Linked DNA regions of Mus musculus: region 1 is linked to region 2. A link is a loop called in an ENCODE intact Hi-C map of the cell type or tissue named here. Cell type or tissue: heart. All regions are shown on one strand. Links, peaks and the distances in the headings refer to the core of each region. The heading gives the core; the rest is flanking DNA.

The links. Peaks named below come from ENCODE experiments on the same cell type or tissue, not always from the same donor. Only the 100,000 strongest peaks of a DNase experiment are listed, where the experiment ranks them.
Region 1: a loop joins it to region 2, with 2.3 times the contacts of the local background. A loop is called at or near these places in 1 of 42 quality-filtered maps.

Annotation. Positions count from the first base shown.
Region 1 is chr19:21,880,453-21,884,836 of GRCm38, forward strand. No RefSeq gene overlaps it. Among named protein-coding and RNA genes, the nearest start is that of Cemip2, 100 kb to the left of the region's middle. In heart, for the core only: no CTCF peak of the experiment used is centred there; DNase peaks (open chromatin) are centred at 1,929, 2,359 and 2,809; H3K4me3 peaks cover 896 bases; H3K27ac peaks cover 2,965 bases.
Region 2 is chr19:21,776,577-21,780,960 of GRCm38, forward strand. It overlaps Cemip2 (cell migration inducing hyaluronidase 2), which reads left to right and starts at 1,764. Exons shown (of 24, transcript NM_001033759.2): 1 at 1,764-2,210. In heart, for the core only: CTCF peaks have their summits at 1,021 (motif pointing right) and 1,634; DNase peaks (open chromatin) are centred at 935, 1,725 and 2,795; H3K4me3 peaks cover 3,496 bases; H3K27ac peaks cover 3,218 bases.

The sequences.
Region 1 (4,384 bases), core at 255-4,254, 100 kb after region 2:
TCTCTACAGAGTCCCTACAAATGTAGCTCAACTACACAATGTAAGGCAGACCATATATGCATGCCATTATTGAAGAATCCTTCATCATGTGTTCTTTCACATGCTTGCTTTAGCAGAACATCCTTTCTCCTGTGTCTGCTTCAGCTAAATGTTCCTTCACTTGTTTGCCCAAGCAAAACACCATCCAAATGACTTTCCAAAGAACCCTTAAGTTTCCACTTCAGGAACTCACCAGGCAAAGACAGTTCTTGAGCTATGGACCTGGAGCTATGTCTGCAGATATGGAGCTGGTGGTGTGGTATGATGCCTTGGCTTGCAATAGGCAGCTATTATTTATATACCTCAATCACAAAATTTGTGCACATGTTTCTTAGTTCACGTGAAGCTCCTGGCTGTTATGAGGTGCATTGCTTCTTTCTTTCTACCACACTTACTTTTCTGCTCATTGCCAGTATCTTCTGCTACATACACTGGACTATTCTCTACCCCACCCCACCCCACCCCACCCCACCCCAGATCACATTTACCCTACACTACCCTGTTTCTGTGACTTTCTACATATTCAAAACCTTTTGATTGAATGTCAGAGCATATTGAAATATTTTCAGAAACACCTAAGCAACAGTTAATGTCAATACCATAGACCTAGTTTGAAAAGACTTTAAAGTGATGTTGAACTTCATTGTGACCAGGTAAGAAGATGGGTGCAGAGGCTCCTCCATCTTGTTTTCTTGCTGGGGCCATGTCTGGGTTAACTATAATTTGATCTCCTTGATGGAGAATTCCAGGGAAAATGATCCAATTTTATTCTAGGAACCCAAGGTCGGATGTCCTAGGTAACTTAGCTTCTGTTAAACTACCTGTTTCTGTAGAACCTCCAGCTTTTTCTCAGAGTCTGTTAAATTGCTTGCTTCTGTGATGTACCCTCTCCAGCTGCCAAGTGAAATACCAAGATATGGTTTTTACCTTTAAAACCCCTGGACTCTGGACTCCTAGGGCTCTGCCTAGGTCCCTGAACACTTGGGTATAGTCTCAGCTGGCTGGAATAGAGTCCCATTTGACTAGGAACTGGGTCTGAGTGGTTATTTTCTGATGCCATCATATGAGTAGCTATGGCTCAATATAGTCTACACATACTAACAGCGGCAACTTTCTTTTTTTTTTTTTTTTTTTTTTTTTTTTAAAACAGCTTCTTTTTTTTTTTTTTTTTTTTTAATTTATTTATTATTATATGTAAGTACACTGTAGCTGTCTTCAGACACACCAGAAGAGGGAGTCAGATCTTGTTAAAGGTGGTTGTGAGCCACCATGTGGTTGCTGGGATTTGAACTCTGGACCTTCGGAAGAGCAGTCGGGTGCTCTTACCCGCTGAGCCATCTCACCAGCCCGGCAACTTTCTCAATCATGTCTTGATGACAGAGACTGTAAAATGCAATCATGATTCTAAAATGTAACTGGAGATGTTAAAATCTCCGAATAACAAGAAACCATGAATATCTTATGAAACTTAATTTTTATATACATGTGGTCATTGAAATTTATAACCTTCAATCACTGTGACAAACAAGCTTTCCCAAGTTATTCTCTGTTGTGAAGGGGGAAAAAATGAAACCCAGGGTCAAGCAAGCATACTGGGATTGCCTGTAAGTAAAACCTTGTGCTTAGAAGATGTGGCTGTAAATGCCAGTCATGCGTTCTTTTCTCTTCACATTCCTGAGGGCAAACCCTTGTCCTGTCTCCACTCTGCCTTCCATCAGTCACACCTCTTTCTCTTCCCGTCAGTCACTTTGCTTTGTTATTGTCTCTTGTTGTATCGAGGTTGGTTTGTTCCACGGAAATAACAAATGCCTGGATTTCCTGCTTCCCAGAGCTCTGGGGTGAGTTAAGTGTACAGATGTTTATTCCTGGTGACAATCCCTGTTGGCAGGTCATGCAGTGCTTTTGTTTGAGGGCTGGCTTTGCTCCAAGATGCTAGCTGAAGTGGGAATCCTAAGAATTCACTTTCATTTAGATCAGACAATTGAACCAATGGAAGAATGCTTGCCCACTTCTCTCGGCTCCTATATGCCTTAGAACCAAATTTTGTTTGTGCAATCTGCGAGTGATTTTTTTTTTCCCTTCTCATCTGCCAAAGGGTAGGGAGTGGAAGATAATTGCTCAAGGGAAAGCTCTTTGTTCATTGTCTCTGATCTATTTCATAGGAAAATTTCCATAGGAATTCTAGGAAGAGAAACAAGCTGAGGGAGAGAGTGACATTTGAGCTGTTGAGTGTTGGCTGGTTCTGTGGCTAGCCGGGTAGCCAATGAGTGTTCCTAGCCATTGAGTGTTCCTGTCTCCGGTTCTGTGGCTAGCAGCACAGCCAAACCTAAGGAATGTGGGCAGTCTTTGAATTGGAGCTCCATGTCTGGCCACAATGCTAATAGTTCCTCAAGGGATACTTGGTATTTGCTGCTAGGGGCCTCCACTGGCTTTTTTTCTTAGACACAGGCAAACTCTTGAGACCCATTCAAAAGGGTTGCAGTAAGGAAGGATGGTAGAAAGGAGGTAAACATGACTCAGTTTCCCTTTCCTGACAGTCACCTCCCCTTTGTCAGATGTTGCCTAGTGTCAGTGACCTCTTCTTGGGGTTCTCTCTTTCCAGATAGGGAGGGGCATATACCTGGGAAGCCGATATCAGGAAGCTGTGGTCTAGAGAGCTGGCATAGGGAGCAGGGATAGAAATAGACGCTTAGGTGATGTGAACAAAGCCCAAGTAGCTTACAGGAATCAAGAGGACCTGGAAAAACCCCTAAGGCCTGAAGCCTTTGTTTGGAAAGTTTTGCAGCATAGAGGCTGGCCAGGTCTCAAGAAAGCTTTTCCACCAGAGTTTCAAAACAAAATACTGAGGGGGGAAAAAAAAGAAAAAAGAAACCTAGAATAAACAGAAAGCATCTCTCTTTCCTTTTTGTTGGCCAAGTTGTAAGTTCAGCGAGAGGCCTGGTGAGCTGGATATGGAGAGGAGATGTAGTCCACCTCAGAGTAACTGGAGAACCTCGTCTTGCACCACATCCACATTGTAGCACTGCTTTATTAACTAGGTACACTCTCTCAGACCCTTGACCTTCCTGTGAACTATGTAGTCTTGCATATGCCTAGAACAGTTCTTGTTTTTCTATAAGTTTCCCTTTCTTTTGTTAAGTATAGAAAAAATATAGATTTATTATGAATATTATTTTGTCAGTTAAATAATTTATATTATTTATTTTTACCTTTTTTTTAAAGCAAGTCACCCTCCCCCTCTTCCTGACTACCATCAAGGCTATGATGGATGGGTCCTAATGCTGATCCAAGTTAAACCCCCCACCCTTTTTTTTTTTTTTTTTTTTTTTTTTTTGGCCTGGTGGCAAGTAGAGCCACAATGGGTGGATAAACAGAGATCTTTTCTTGGTGTTTCTCTTTCCACTTTCCCCACATTTTCTCTAACACTTAGGTGGTGGTGGGTGGTGGGTAGTGGGTGGTGGATGGCGGGTGGTGGGTGGTGGGTGGGTTGGGGTGGCACAGAAAAGCAGCCTGAATTGAGAACACTCTCAGGTTTTGACAGGCTTTCTCTGTCACTGTTTATAGCTCACTCCTGATTGGTCCCATTCACGATCTCATTTGAATACTGGGACAGGCTCTGTGTAAACATAGTGCTCATTGGATTTTTGCTAGTCTAGCTCCCAGGTCTCATGCATGGCTGGTTCCCAGACCCTCCTGTCCTCATTAGGAGGGAGAAGCCTGAAGATAAGACCTCACAGTCAGGTTTGGGCTGGAGTTGGGTCCTCAGTTCTGGCTAGGGACTTTGTTCCTAGAAGCTCTTGGGAGAAGGAAGACATGTCTTGAGATAAACCCAGCACACACAAGGAAACCCACTCTTGATTCCATCGCTCCTGCTTCCCAGGCAGAGTGTTTGTTCCTGCCTTCAGGGGTCTCTAGTCCCAATTTGAGAGCCTTGGCCTTTGAGATCTGTTACATAAGCAGCAAGTAGGGAGCTCTTCCAGGCCTGCCAATGATGGGAGGTGTGCTGCTCCCGCTGCTATTTGTGGGTGGCCTACTCTTTAGAGACTGGCTCTGCACGGGACTGTTCATGATTGACATCCCATAACATTTACTAACAACTCTCTCAGTTGGGCAGTGGATGCCTGCTGAGACCCAACGGTTGTAACAATGCCAACCTCTCCTGACTGGCTGGCATCCTGCTTCTTGGAACATGCAGTGTTCCACTCTCCCATTTAAGCTGTCCCTCCTGGCAAATAAAAGATGCCCTTGCTGCCTCTTTGCTGCCTGCCGGAAAGAAGGCAGGTCAAGATTCTGAGATGGAGTCAACTGTTTCCATAGAGCCACATTGGCTAGCTTCAAACTTACT
Region 2 (4,384 bases), core at 77-4,076:
ATCCTCTGGAAGAGGAGCCCAAGCCATATCTCCAGCCCCCATCCTCCCTTCTTGAGTTCTAAACATGTCCCATTGAGGCCACCTTAAGAGTCCTTCCTCCTTTGCAGTTTGTCATAGAGAATCATCTGCTCTATTATGTTAAGTCCTCCCCTTTTCTCTTCTAAAGAGGGACTGGGGCTGGAGATGGCAGATGGGTAAGGATTTTGTGACGGCTCAGATGTCTCTGGAGCTTCTCCTTCTGCATCTTTCCAAGGTTTTAGTTAACTGTGGGTTCGGTCCAGAAGCATTGCCAAAATTTACATTTGCAGACTCCTCTGACTCAGTCCATAGAGCTTTGTTGAGGCATTTCCAAGTTTTTTAGGATCTCAGGGGATTCTTATTAGCCCCAGTCTGGAAACATTGGTTCAGTTCTACCAAGTCCTAAACCAAACCTTGGAAATAGGGTATTCCTTTTTCTGTCTGCTGGTGTATCATAGCTACACGGTTGAATTTTTACTGGAAGGGGGAGAAAACAAACAAATAAACAAACAGACAGACAAACAACAGTGAGCCTGAAAAATGAACAATCCTGCCTGTACAGTATTCAATGAAACAGTTCCCCAGAGGCGACACGTCCAACTCCGAATTAAATAGAGGATGATGACTGTCCGGATTTGGCAATCTGGCAGCTGTCATTAGCTCCTGACCTCGTGGTCTGACGGACCAAGCCAGGTCGCGCCCTTTGCTGCAGGAAAGGCTTTTCCTCTGCCAGAGCAACTTCCTCCAGGGGACCGGGTGGTGGCAGGGCTACTCATGCCACCCGGCCAGTATATTCTGCAGTAGGGTGGGCTGAGGATTGGTTTTCAGTGTTGCATCTCCGCCTCCTGCAAGCTTCAGCCACTCTAGAGTAGCGTGGCCAGAAGGCGTGACCAGGCCTAGGTATATTTATTCTGGCCTTAGTGTGAGATGCTGGGGCTGCTCCAAGCTCCTAACCAGAACTGGACAACGGTCTGAAGTCAAGAACACACTGACTCTGCTGAGAGGGCTACGAATCCAGCTTCCTTGTTGGCCAGGTGGGGGCAGTCGAGGCGCCAGGACCCGAGGCTCAGAAAGTTTTGAGTGAGGTGGGGGGCTTGCGGGATATTATTGGGGGAATATACTGCTATGCCGAGTCAGCTTCATTCCGGAGCGATAAAAGATGTCGAACTCAGCTATTGGATGATAAAGGAAGAGAAAAGAGTTCAACCCTGTGTGTGTGTGTCTCAGGGGTGGTGGTGGTGGTGGTGGTGGTGGTGGTGTGTGTGTGTGTGTGGGTGGTGGTGGTGGTGGTGGTGGTGGTGGTGGTGGTGTGTGTGTGTGTGTGTGGGGTGGTGGTGGTGGTGGTAATAGGGGTTCAGCAGCCTGGCTAGACCCGAGAAGATGCAGGTTCAGTTTCGAGTGATGAGGGGTGCAGGCTCAGGTCGACTTTGTCAAGAGGTGACAAAAAAAGCAGTATCAGACTCAGCTGGGATGATGAGGTACACAGACTCAGGTTCAGGCCCGCTGCTTTTCCTGAACTCCCAGGTAGTCATCTGTAGCCGAAGGTCAAGGAGCCGCTGGGAAACCCTGGCCGCCGACGGTGTTGGCGGGCGTCCTTCCTGCTGAAGGCAGCTGGAGGCGCTGAGCCTTCGTCTGCAGCTTGTGGTGGGCGGAGCCTCCGCAGGTCTCGTCCCTCTGACAACAGGCCCCGCCCACCCCGCCTTTGACCCGCCTCCCTAGCTCGGGGCCGCCTGCCCAATCCGCAGCACTCTCGGCCCAGCCGAGCCGGCGCTTGTGTGGCCGGAGGCTGATTAGAGGGACCCTAGCGAGCCGCGGCGCCCGCCGAACCGGGGACCTGCGCGGCTCGGGAACGCGCCCTGCCTGCCGCTATTGTCTCGGAGCCGCACAGGCTCGCGCCGCCCGGACGGCGATTCCCCTCCTCTTCCTCCGGGAGGGAAGGATCCAAGAGCGCCAAGCCGGGCTGGCTGGAGGAGGTGGCCGCGAAGGCGGAGGGAGGAGCGTTACTCCCCGGCCCCGACTGCTTCTCCTCCGGCGTAGGTTGCCGCTGAATTCAGAGCGGCAGCGGGACGCGGGTTCCTGGCCATGGAGAGGAGATCTGCACGCGGGGACTCCAGGAGCTCTGCTCCCGCTCCTGCTCCTCTGGCCATCGCGTAGACACCTGAGTAGACCGACGCCAGGAGGGGGAGGGGAAGGTAAGGCTCCTCTAGTCCCGGGTGCCCAGCCCCGCCTCCTTGGCGGTCCCAAGGGCCCGGAGGGCGCAGACCCGACTTGCGCACCTTGGCGTCCTGGAGGCCTGGCTGTCCCTGTGCTGGCGTTTTTTTGCCGAGAAGCACAACATCCTGTGGGTTCCAGCGTCCGCCTTTGCCGGCGCCTTCCCGCCGGAGTTCTCCCATACATAGCGCCCCGAGACTCAACCTTCTTCCATGAAAAGGGGTCCTTAGGAATAGAGGTTTGATCCCCTTTTCATCCACTTTGTGTTCCCGGGGAGGTTAACAATGGGTCTTTTAAAGTCGGTGTGAACAGCCCTAAAGTTTCTGGAAAGGCTGCGTGGGGGACGCGGACCGCAGTGAAAGATTGATGGAATGTGCATTGTGGAGCCTTGGCGTCTACAAGAGCACGCTTGTGTAAAGTTTGGGGGGGAGTGTGGATCTTTGTCTCCTACTGTTCCCCTGAGTTGGTGTGACCCTGCTCCGTGTGGTAAGGCGCAGTTTCAGAATCTGGGCATCTTTAAAGCTGGGGACCAGTTTTTAGCACAGGACCTCACTCACCACAGTTCCTTGGCAGAGTTGGGAGGTCCTGGCAAAGAATGGGGTTCTCACTGCGAGTACCCTGAGGTGCTTCACGTAATACTACTTACTGCCCTCTAGCAATAAAACCAAGGTCTCTGCTGGGGGGCTGGTGTTTGTCACCAGACCCCCTGTGGAGCAGAAACACTCCCCTTAAATTCTCCGCCGAAGGTTAGGAGAACAGACTTTTGACACATCTCCTTTCTTCTGCAGTTGGGGTTAAAGGTAGAGTGCCTGTCTTTTAGGAACTTCCATCTGCTCCTGAACCACACAGTGTGTTGGACTGACTCCCTTGTGCTGGTGACTAGTCTGATGCTACACAGTTGCACATGTTGAAGGGCTGCAGAAGTCTTAAGGGCTCTTACCAGTAAAAAGAAAATTTAGAGGAAGAGGAGGCAGGAGAAGAGTTTCATCAAAGCTTAAGGGAAGCCTGAATTCCCATTGCAACCAGGCTTATCTGTTGGAAATGGCCACTAAACCCAAATACAAACAAATTATATATATCCCTAAAGATTAAGAAAACTTGACCCATTAGCACTGGTCTGGTCTCCATATCCTACTCTGGTGTGTCCCTTATTGTCTTTCCCTTTGAGTTTGCATTTCTGGGCAAAGCAAAATGTGCACCAGGCATGCTGTTCATTTAGTTAACATGGGACAGCTCGTGATAGTGTCTTCTGCCTTTAAAATAACATTCTTTATTTATGTGTAGGGTGGTGAGTCGGGGCTGGAAATTTATCTCAGACTTTAAGCTCACTCTATCCCATACTGTGTCTGATTTTTGTCCTCACAGAACGGAAAGTTAAGGTTAGACGAGAACTCTGAGCCGTCACCTGTTCTCTGTCAGCCTGTGGATGAGAGTAAGCTGAGGCGTGGTGAGTGTGCATCTCTCTGTGTGTGTGTTAATGTGTGCGCAAGACATTAGCATCTAAATTCTTCTCTGGTCTCCTAGGAAGTTCTGTGTAGTTGGGATAGCGGGTCCATGGCTAATTGTTTGAGGTAGGTCTCCTCTCTTCGTCTAGCCAATAGCCGGGGGATTTCCTGCAGTGTTATAATCACAGGAAAGTTGAGGTGACAGCACCGCAGTTATGCTGTAGGGGATGTAATTAAGCCTGTTGTTACAGATACCAAGAAAATGGGCATAGAGCAGGCTTGTGGACCATTATGAAATCGGAAGGATACCACTTAGTAGCTATGTGTGCTTCTGAAATTGAGATAAATGAGCCATATTTCAGAAAGAAAATCATAATCACTATTGAACGGATCACATCTGAAAATGGCTATACGCTATAAAGTGCTCTGGAGTATTTATTAGTAATGCACCCATCTCTCTATCTGCCATGGACCCATTAACTGAATTCTTAATAAAACCACTCGTGACATGCCAGACATTCTTGGAAGGACTCTCAGCAGTACTCTGTGGCACTTTCTGTCAGCTGGAGAGGGAAGGGAAGGAGTGGCTGCAGTTGGGGAAGCCAGAGGGCGGGAGATCCCTGTGTGTTTCCATTGACAAAGATGAGTAAGACTGCAGCCAAGGAAACGAGTGTTGCTGGGGACCCAAGCAAACTAACAATACTAAGATC